Linked DNA regions of Mus musculus: region 2 is linked to region 1. A link is a loop called in an ENCODE intact Hi-C map of the cell type or tissue named here. Cell type or tissue: left cerebral cortex. All regions are shown on one strand.

Region 1 (5,000 bases):
AGACCCACTCTCTTACAAGTGTGTGAGGCTCTTTTCTAACTAATATAACCCTAAACATACAATGTAGTCTAGTCTGATACGACATGATGCCCTGTTCCATTTCAGTATGAAATACCAAACCCAGACAAACCCAAGCTTCGTGATCCCAGCAGTGAGGAAGCTGAGTCAGGAAGGCTGCAGCTAGTTCAAAGCCAGTTTGTGCTCTGTAGCAAGTATCAGGCCAACCATAGCTATATAGGCTAAACTCCAGAAACATCTTTTTGTAAATCTGTAGTGCCTGATACTTGCCATGTCAATATAACATTTTTTAACTATTGTAATTCTTGTGAGTATGTATTCTTTAGAATCATGCCCAGTCACCAAGAGTCTGACACTGAAACAGCAAACATATTTGAGGCCACAAAATGAGTTTACCTCTTTCATAAATGTTGTTAAACTATTTCTGTTTTAGGGAACACCTGGAAATGCTGATTGACCAACTGAAAATCAAGTTACAGGACAGCCAAAATAGCTTACAAATCAGTGTATCGGAGTACCAGACCCTGCAGGCTGAGCACGACACTCTGCTAGAGAGGCACAACCGGATGCTGCAGGAAACTGTGACCAAAGAGGCAGAACTTCGGGAAAAGTAAGGCTGCCAGCAGCAGCAGCAAGTGCCATTGGTAGCAGGCAAGCAGCCTGGCACTCTGCTGTGCCCCCCGCCCCCCCCTTGGATTGCAGTCAGGAGTAAGAGCTTATAGAGGCTTGAGAACTCTGCCTTACCTACTAGCAAACTTCCCTTCAGACTGTTTTTATCTTAAGCATTTTTGAGAACAACTAACATCTGATATTGCACCTTGCCTACAGCCTTTATAATCAGGAACTTTATTTAAAAAAAAAAAAAGCTTTCCAACCCAACTGTCAAATTTTAAAAAGCATTTTCTTTATTGCTGTAAAGAGGAATTAAAGTAATTATTCACTAATGAGGCCAACCAATGTTTATACAACCTACAGAGCCCAACTAATATAAACACCCGAGTCACAACTGGGACAGAATGATAAGCTTCTGTCGGGACTGGATTTCCAGTTGCATGTGAGGAGCTTGCAGGCAGCTAGCTTGTGATAAATCCATTGTGGATAGCACCTGGAGGCTACTACCAAGTACTCCTGGTATAATGGCAGACATTGAACACAGGCAAGTGCTATGCTTCCGAGCTGTGTCTCAGCCATCAGGAAGCTGTTGTAACTGATGATGATTTCTCCTTTATGTTCTTGTAACTATCATGAACAAAATGCTTGCAAAACACTATGTACAGTGTTTTACTAGTCACTATGAACTTGGTCATTGAGACCCCTTTTGCTAAAGCCAGGCATGGTGGCACATACATGTAGTCTCAGCATTCAGGCTCAGGACTAGGGCTACATAACAAGTTTAAGTCCATCTCAAACTGTATTATAAGGCCCTGTCTTTGAAAAGGGGGGTGGGGGGAAAGGAAAGGAAAGAAGAGAAAAGAAAAAGATCAATGATTTTTTTATTTTTTTCTTTAGCCACTAAATCCATTTTAATTTAATATGGTGTATAAAATTATGACAGAAAATTTTATTTTAATACATTATACTCCCAATAGGTAAGAATGTTCATTTAACACTGGAATCAGGTTAGAGACTGGCAAGCATGAGACCCAGGAGAGGGCAGATTTAACTGGCTTCTAATTGCTTCTAATTCTTATGAGCAAATATTTCTGGAAATTTATTCATGTTTTCGAGTTGAGGTTTGCTAAAACCAAACATAAAATAACAAAGATACAAATAAACTGTTTTAAAAAATTGTTGCTCAGGCTGCTGAGATGGCTAAACAGGGAGACCCTTGCTGAGCAAGCCTGGGGTCATGAATTCAGCCCCTGCTGCCCATGAACAAGTGGAAGAAGGAAGAGAAGTGACTACAAACTTGTCTTCTGACTTCTGCCATGTATATGGCCATAACACACCCATCATTCACTCACACACCATAATAATAAAAAGAATAAACTTTAATTAATTAATAAAGTAGTTGCTCCCCAAGTGAAGGTCTGCTCACTGTTGTCGCCCTGACTGTTTCAAACCCAAGTGGAGGACTGCTGCTAGTAGCTAATTCCCAGGACCCCACTACCTCAGAGTCAGCAGCAGGAGTATGGACACTAGGTGTTAGTGTTTTACAAGGTAAACCAGCAAATCTGATGTGCTGGAAAAGTTAGAACTAGCTGTAATAAATCAGGTCTTTGTGTCTATGTGATTCATGCTAGTTCACTCAAAAATGAATATTTTCCTTTGAGTCCTTGAGTTCTTTATGAAAAGTATCCTTTTCTCATGTTCAAGGTAGTATGGAATAGGTAGATGAATCTTATATGAGCTGCCTATATAAAATCACATAACAATAGAATAATATTGTGTGTGTGTGTGTGTGTGTGTGTGTGTGTGTGTGTGTGTGTGTGTATGTGTTTGTGTTAAAGTGTGTGTTTAAAAGTGTAACAGGGCTTTCCATCTCCCAGGCTAGTCTTACTCATTATGTAAAAGAGGGTGACGTTCTGATCCTCTTGGCCCCACCCCTATGTGCTGAGATTGCAAGGATGTACTAATGTGTCCAGTTTCTATGGTGCTGGGCACTGAACCCAGAGCATCCAGCTGACAGGCTGCTTCAGCAAGTGTAGTCCATTGCTGTGTAGCACTCTCATACAAACTTAGCTCTTCTCACCTTCAGGCTATGTTCAGTTCAATCTGAGAACACCATGATGAAGTCTGAGCACTCGCAGACAATGTGTCAGCTAACATCCCAGAATGAAGCACTCCGTACCAGCTTCCGAGACCAAGTTCGACACTTGCAGGATGAGCACAGAAAGACAGTGGAGACTCTGCAGCACCAGCTCTCCAAGCTGGAAGCTCAGCTCTTCCAGCTCAAGAGTGAGCCATCCACAAGAAGTATGTGTGACTGTGTGGGAGGGTGACCTTTTTGTGTTCTGACATATCACATAAGAGCATCATTCACAAATTGATAAGAAAGTAAAATATTGGATGAATCAATGGTTACCAGTACTTGCTGCAATTCCAGCAATTCTGGGTTTGGTCCTCAGCACCCACATAGTGGTTCACATCTGTCTCTAACTCCAGTCACAGGGAATTCAGTGGCCTCTTCCACCTCTGAGAGCACTGCCTGCACATGATATACAGTCATACGTGCAAAACGCCCAAAGACCAAAAATAAAAACAGTAATAGTAATAATTAAAAACATGTAAAACTTAAAGGAAAAGATTACTGAGTACCGACTTGTGTCGATTCTGTGATTAATGAATTATGGATTTGCTTACTGGAAATAAACCTGAGTCATATAAACCCTTCTTGATTATACTTAGAGCAGCCTATGCAACTTCTTAGACCACTGATGTTCATAATTGTGTTACCCTCTGTGTAATGCATTTATTTTTTGTTTGGCTTATACATACACCTATCAGTCTGTTGGCATGAGTTCTAATTCTGTCATCTATTGACTTCAGATGCATGTGTTCTTGGTTGGAAGCTTTGGGCAGAGCTAGGGACTTATAACCCGTACTTGTCGAGTTTTTACCAGTGCAGCGTCTTCCCTCAGACTTTAGTGAGGTAGAATCGCCACTTCCACGTCTTCTATTCTGCTTCTAGAAAAGGCCAAGAGAATGTCAGTTGTGACAGTGATGTTTCAGTCCTGTGTTCATGGTACTTCATTTCTCATAGAAAATGTTATGGAGGATTGGCAGGCACAGGTCACTTAAAGTCAAAAGCTGACCTTAGGAGAATGTAGCTTATACCAAGAGTTTTAAAGGAAATGATCAGCCAAAGAAAAACAGGTTGTACAAAGTGGTCGTAATTTAGGAATCAGCAGTGTAATAAGCAGTTGGTAAAAATGTCAGAAACTCAAGAAAATGCTCCAGACAGGCACAGGCAGCCAGAGACTAGCTGAGCTTTAAAGGACTGGGAAGACAGTTATTGAAAGACGGTATTGAAAATAAATAAACTGGGCTGGAGAGCTGGCTCAGCAGCTAAGAGCATTGACTGCTCTTCCAGAGGTCCTGAGTTCAATTCCCAGCAACCACATGGTGGCTCACAACCATCTATAAAGGGATCTGATGCCCTTTTCTGGTGTGTCTAAAGACAACTACAGTGTGTGTGTGTGTGTGTGTGTGTGTGTGTGTGTGTGTGTGTGTGTGTGTCTGTATGTATGTGTGAAAAGAAATGAACTTTGAAACTTAAAAAATATCTGGGTTAAGGTATGAGACCTTGCATAGAGTTAATTCCTCATTAATCAAGCAATGCATTTGGAAATGTCTTATGAGCTTCACAAGTCTATATAAGTGTTTGTTATTAGTAAGCAAGAAATCCTTTCTTCCTTTTTTGAGATAAAAATCATACTATGTAGCCCTGGCTGGCCTGGAACTCACTATGTCCACTAAATGTTAGGATTAAAGACATGTGCTCAAGAATTCTATGGTAACTGATGGTTCCCTACACTGAACTCTGGGCTCTGTTATCTTAACACTGTAGATGTAGCAGGCAACACTAAGTACCAACTGTGATGACAGTGTAAGGCAGCAACGGAGACTGTCAGCACACTGCAGCATGTAGGAAGGATGGGGGCGTCATGCAGAATAAGCCAACTGTTCATCATAGGCAGCAAGTAGCAATGCATATCGTTTCTGTTGGATGATTAGCATAGCTCAATGTCAAGTGACTAAATGTATCTAACCATGTACATCCTTTCTTCAGACACCATTTGTTTAGCTTCTGTTTGTTGAATTTCTTTAACTTTATTAAAGAAGTGTTGGGGTCAATCCACTGGTTCTTAACAATCTCACTTACCCCTTGAAATATTTCCTAGGCCCTGCTTCTTCCCATCAACCTTCGAAAAGCCTCCGAGAAAGAAGAACCACAGACCTCCCCCTTCTGGACATGCACACTGTGGCCCGCGAGGAGGGGGAGGGCATGGAGACAACTGACAGCGAGTCTGTGTCGTCGG
Region 2 (5,000 bases), 170 kb after region 1:
TATGTGTTTCGAAATCAATTCCTTGGAGTTTCCTAAAAATGAAACTACTGAGACAGATTTTTTTTTCTTGCAAATTGCTAGAAGTGTTATCGTTTCTAGGAAAGTTGGACTTTTTTTTACTTCCAGAATTTCATAAGCTTTTTCAGTATTAGATTTCTTATAGAAGAAAACATCTTTTAATATGCTCATAAATTAAGTATTCCATTGTAATTTAATTACTCCTTATTGAAAGGAAAATCTTGAAACTTTAATAATAATAATAATATAAAGTGCACATTATTCTTGACAGTTTAGTTTTATTAATTTTTTAAGTTTTTTTAAGTTTAATTTTTAACTTTCTTGATGAGTCTTATTTTCTTAGATGGTATAGAAAACCTTTTTCATTTACACTGTTTCTTATTAAAATTTATAAAGTGTAGCTGGGCATGGTGGCATACTCCCTTAGTCTCAACATTCAGAAGGCAGAGGTAGGTAGATCTCTTGAGTTCAAGGCCATAGCATGTGAGTTTCGGGACAGACTGGCTGCATAGAGAAACCCTGTCTTGGAAAAACAAAGTTTTTAAAAGTATGAATACATTCAATAAAAATGTGAAATTTTTGCTATTCTGTTCTTCAGTTTTGAAACAGAAAAAAATGTTTGTAATTAAATTTTTTGCTAAATTAGTTGTTTATTTTTGTAATCTAAAGACCCAAAGAAAATGTATCATGCATGGCAGTTTTTCCCCTCTGTTCCAGGTGCCGTTCGAGCACATAATGGTAGTCTTCAGCACCTTACCTGGCTTGGCTTACAATGGAATTCACTGTCTACTTTACCAGCAATTCGAAAATGGTTAAAACAGCTCTTCCACCATTTGCCTCAGGAGACGTCAAGGCTTGAAACAAATGCACCTGAATCAATCTGTATTTTAGATCTTGAAGTAAGCAATGATGATAATTAATTAAATATTTTTAGTGTTTGTAATTTGTTTTTCTAACTTACTATTTTTTAAAATCAAACAGGTATTCTTACTTGGAGTTATATATACCAGTCACTTACAATTAAAGGAGAAGTGTAATTCTCACCACACTTCCTATCAACCATTGTGTTTGCCACTTCCTGTGTGCAGACAGCTTTGTACAGAGAGACAGAAGACGTGGTGGGATGCAGTTTGTACTCTGATTCACCGAAAGGCGCTGTAAGTAGTAAACAGTGATACTCCTTAGATTAGGGCCCGAGTTTTACTAGGGCTTTAGTTTAGTTGTCACGTGAAGACACTTAACATATATGTAAGTGCTGAACTGCAGTTCTTTAAAATAATTCAATTAAACTTACTTTTTTAAGACCTGGAACCTCAGCAAAATTGCGACTTCTAGTTCAACGTGAAATAAACAGTCTGAGAGGCCAGGAAAAGCACGGCCTTCAACCTGCTCTGCTTGTGCATTGGGCCCAGAGTCTTCAAAAAACAGTGAGTTCATTGAAATGTTAATTTTTAAAAGAGAACTTTGTCTTAAATAAAAGTGTTTTTCTGTAATAAAGTTAATTGCTTACACATAAGTAATTAGTAAAATGCTGACTAGTGCTAAGACTAATATTATGTATTGTATATCAGAGTAGATGTGGCTGTTTAGCTTTTTGACCAAAGTGTTTCTTTCAGAGGCAGACTTTGGTTCTCTAAAAATGTCAGGTTTTATTGCAAGTGTTGTTACAGAGGAAATGTGATACATAGTCTCACATAGCCTAACTGGCCTTGAACTTGATATATGGCCAGGGATGACTTTAAACTTCCAATTTGCTTGCTTCTATATCCCAGATACAAGGTTGTGAGCCAGTTGTGTGCCATCTTGCCACTTAAAAATGGCAACTCTTGAAAATAGATTGGGCTGCCTCTTGTAGGCAGTTCATAACTTTTTCTTTTGATGCTCTACTTAATTTTAATTTGAAAGTTTTCTCAGTTTCTCAAAAACAGTTATAATGTTGCGGACTTCTGACTTTCTATTTTAGGGCAGCAGTCTTAATTCTTTTTATGATCAACGGGAATACATAGGCAGAAGTGTTCATTATTGGAGGAAAGTTTTACCATTGTTGAAGATGATCAGAAAGAAGAATAGTATTCCTGAACCTATTGATCCTCTGTTTAAACATTTCCATAGTGTGGATATTCAGGTAATAAAGAATGCTAATGAACCGATTACTTATGTAATTTATACACATATAGAAAATAACTAAGTAAATTGTGTTGCTATTTTATGATAGTTTTGCTTTCTAAATCTTGTAGCTGATAAGAATTATGACTATAATGAAATGTTAATTTTCTTCAGATAAAATGTAATCTTTGGAAATTTGGGTTTGAAGCAGTTTAACTAATAATAAATGTATTTAGGCATCTGAAATTGGTGAATATGAAGAAGATGCACACATAACTTTTGCTATATTGGATGCTGTTAATGGAAATATAGAAGATGCTATGACTGCTTTTGAATCTATTAAAAATGTAGTTTCTTATTGGAATCTTGCACTGGTAAGTGAAATAAGAATTGAATTGAGTTTTGTTTGTTTGTTTGCTTGCTTGCTTTGAAAAATCTAATTGTATTTTGTGTAGATTTTCCACAGGAAAGCAGAAGACATTGAAAATGATGCCTTGTCTCCTGAAGAACAAGAAGAATGCAAAAATTATCTGAGAAAGACTAGGGACTACCTGATAAGGATTTTAGATGATAGTGATTCAAATACTTCTGTGGTTCAGAAAGTAAGTTGCTGGCTGTTGTCTGATGTTTAGTATTGTTGATAACTGCCCAGGCTTTAAATGTGGGCATTTCTTATGTCTCTAAGTATCACTTAGGATAGATGTGCTAGGGGCATGTGTGTAGTGTGAATGTGTACGAATGTTAAGTTTTCTTTTATCTTAGCTTTGGTATATCTCGAAACAACAAAAATTTGGCATTTGGGGTTGGGAAGATTGCACAAGTGTGAGGGTCTAAGATTGGCCACTCAGTGCTCAAGTAAATTCTAGGTGGCCATGATAGGACATCCCTTGAGCAAGCTTACTAGTTAGATTAGAAGAAGCAGCTCAGGGTTCAGCAAGAGTCCATGGTTCCATATATAAGGTGGAGATCAAGTGATCAAGGGAAATATTTGATATCAATCTCTGGCTTCCACATGCACGCATGTGCACATTCCTGCCATACATGTGTAAATATCTAGCTTGCTTGCACTCACTCACACACTCATACACCTACACAACTTTGGTATCTAAGTACATACTGATTTCTAAGATAGACAGTAATTTTGTCTTTTTTTCATGTATTCAAAATGAATATGATAACTTGAGGACTAGTTTTGTTTTGTTTTTTGTTTTTCGAGACAGGGTTTTTCTGTGTTGTCCTGGAACTCACTTTGTAGACCAGGCTGGCCTCGAACTCAGAAATCCGCCTGCCTCTGCTTCCCAAGTTGCTGGGATTAAAGGCATGTGCCACCACGCCAGGCTCCAGGACTAGTTCTTAATGAATTTTGGTTATGTAAAATCAGCATTTTTTTCCCCTTATTATTTCCTATGGACTAGCTCTCAGCAGTTTCACACTCAAAGGGGTTTTCTGTTTAACCTTCTTTCTGAGTATTTTGTTTATTAATGTGTATTGCTGATCTTAGGATTATATTGTCTGGTGTATTTCAGCATTTATATTTCACTCTGTTCAAAGTATCTGAGAAGAATGTGTAACTTCCATAAGGAAAAGCTTTCTAAGTTCACTTTTCTTTGTTACTATGACTTACAAATGTGATAGGAACAACTTAGACTTTATATTCTGCAATGCCTTTATATGTATAACTTAACATGTAATAAGATGCTTGTTAAAATGTGCTGTGGTACACACATAGTCTTCACACTTCGAAGGCTGAATAAGGACTGAGAAGTCAAGGGTACCCTGGGCTACAAAGTGAGTTCCTGACTCAAATAAACAAAATAAGGAAAATGCGAACAGCTTAATAAAATTGGGTCTTTATTTCTAAGGTATTTTAGCATTATTTTTGCAAACTAAGGCATTTTCTTTTTCAGTTGCCTGTTCCCCTTGAGTCTGTAAAAGAGATGCTGAACTCAGTTATGCAGGAACTTGAAGACTACAGTGAAGGAGGTACTCTTTATAAAAATGGTTGCTGGCGAAGTGCTGATTCAGAGTTAAAGCATTCAACACCATCTCCTACCAAATATTCTCTATCACCAAGTAAAAGTTACAAGGCAAGTAGAATGCAAACGAGTCATTGTACTATGAGGTTGTTTTCTACATGTTGTAAACACTGTTAACATATTCGTGTGTTTGTTTGTATGTCTAGTATTCTCCAAAGACACCACCTCGATGGGCAGAAGATCAAAATTCTTTACTGAAAATGATCTGCCAGCAAGTAGAGGCCATTAAGGTGACATTTAGTTTGGTTCACTGTAACTCTCATGCTAAGATTTTTTTCTCTAATCAGTTCCTTACTTTCTTTGGTTTTGCAAGACAAATGTTTTTCTTTGTAACTCTGGCTGCCCTGCCTCTGTCCACTGGGCTGGCCTTTGCCTCCTGAGTACTGTCATTAAGTGCTTTCACCACCACACCTGGCTTCAAGTTCATTCATTTCTCTCCCCCCCCCCCCCTGTCCTTACTTACAGTTGATCAAAGTGTACCCTTAGTATAGTTAGAATCAGTTTCCCTTGACTCTTAACCATATTTTCTAAATTACTTACTATTTCCATATGAGATGCAAGTCTTCTTCTTTTTTTTTTAAGATTTATTTTTTATTTTATGTAAGTACACTGTAGCTGTCTTCAGACACACCAGAAGAGGGCATCGGATCCCATTACAGATGGCTGTGAGCCACCATGTGGTTGCTGGGAATTGAACTCAGGACCTCTGGAAGAGCACTTGGTGCTCTTAACTGTTGAGCCATCTCTCCAGCCCCCCCCCCCTTTTTTTTTTTTTTTTAATTAGGTATTTTCTTCATTTACATTTCAAGTCCCCCATACCCTCCCCCCCGCAAGTCTTTT

The links. Hi-C counts contacts between places; a loop is a spot of excess contacts. Peaks named below come from ENCODE experiments on the same cell type or tissue, not always from the same donor. Only the 100,000 strongest peaks of a DNase experiment are listed, where the experiment ranks them.
Region 2: a loop joins it to region 1, with 3 times the contacts of the local background. A loop is called at or near these places in 11 of 42 quality-filtered maps.

What each region holds. Positions count from the first base shown.
Region 1 is chr10:58,289,849-58,294,848 of GRCm38, forward strand. Gcc2 (GRIP and coiled-coil domain containing 2) reads left to right here. Exons shown (of 23, transcript NM_027375.2): 18 at 452-628; 19 at 2,717-2,934; 20 at 4,863-5,000. Among named protein-coding and RNA genes, the nearest start is that of Gm40668, 20 kb to the right of the region's middle. In left cerebral cortex, no CTCF peak of the experiment used is centred here; DNase peaks (open chromatin) are centred at 2,841 and 4,604.
Region 2 is chr10:58,463,084-58,468,083 of GRCm38, forward strand. Ranbp2 (RAN binding protein 2) reads left to right here. Exons shown (of 29, transcript NM_011240.3): 10 at 736-917; 11 at 1,000-1,175; 12 at 1,322-1,445; 13 at 1,982-2,143; 14 at 2,361-2,498; 15 at 2,580-2,726; 16 at 4,032-4,211; 17 at 4,307-4,390. Among named protein-coding and RNA genes, the nearest start is that of Ranbp2, 19 kb to the left of the region's middle. In left cerebral cortex, no CTCF peak of the experiment used is centred here; no DNase peak of the experiment used is centred here.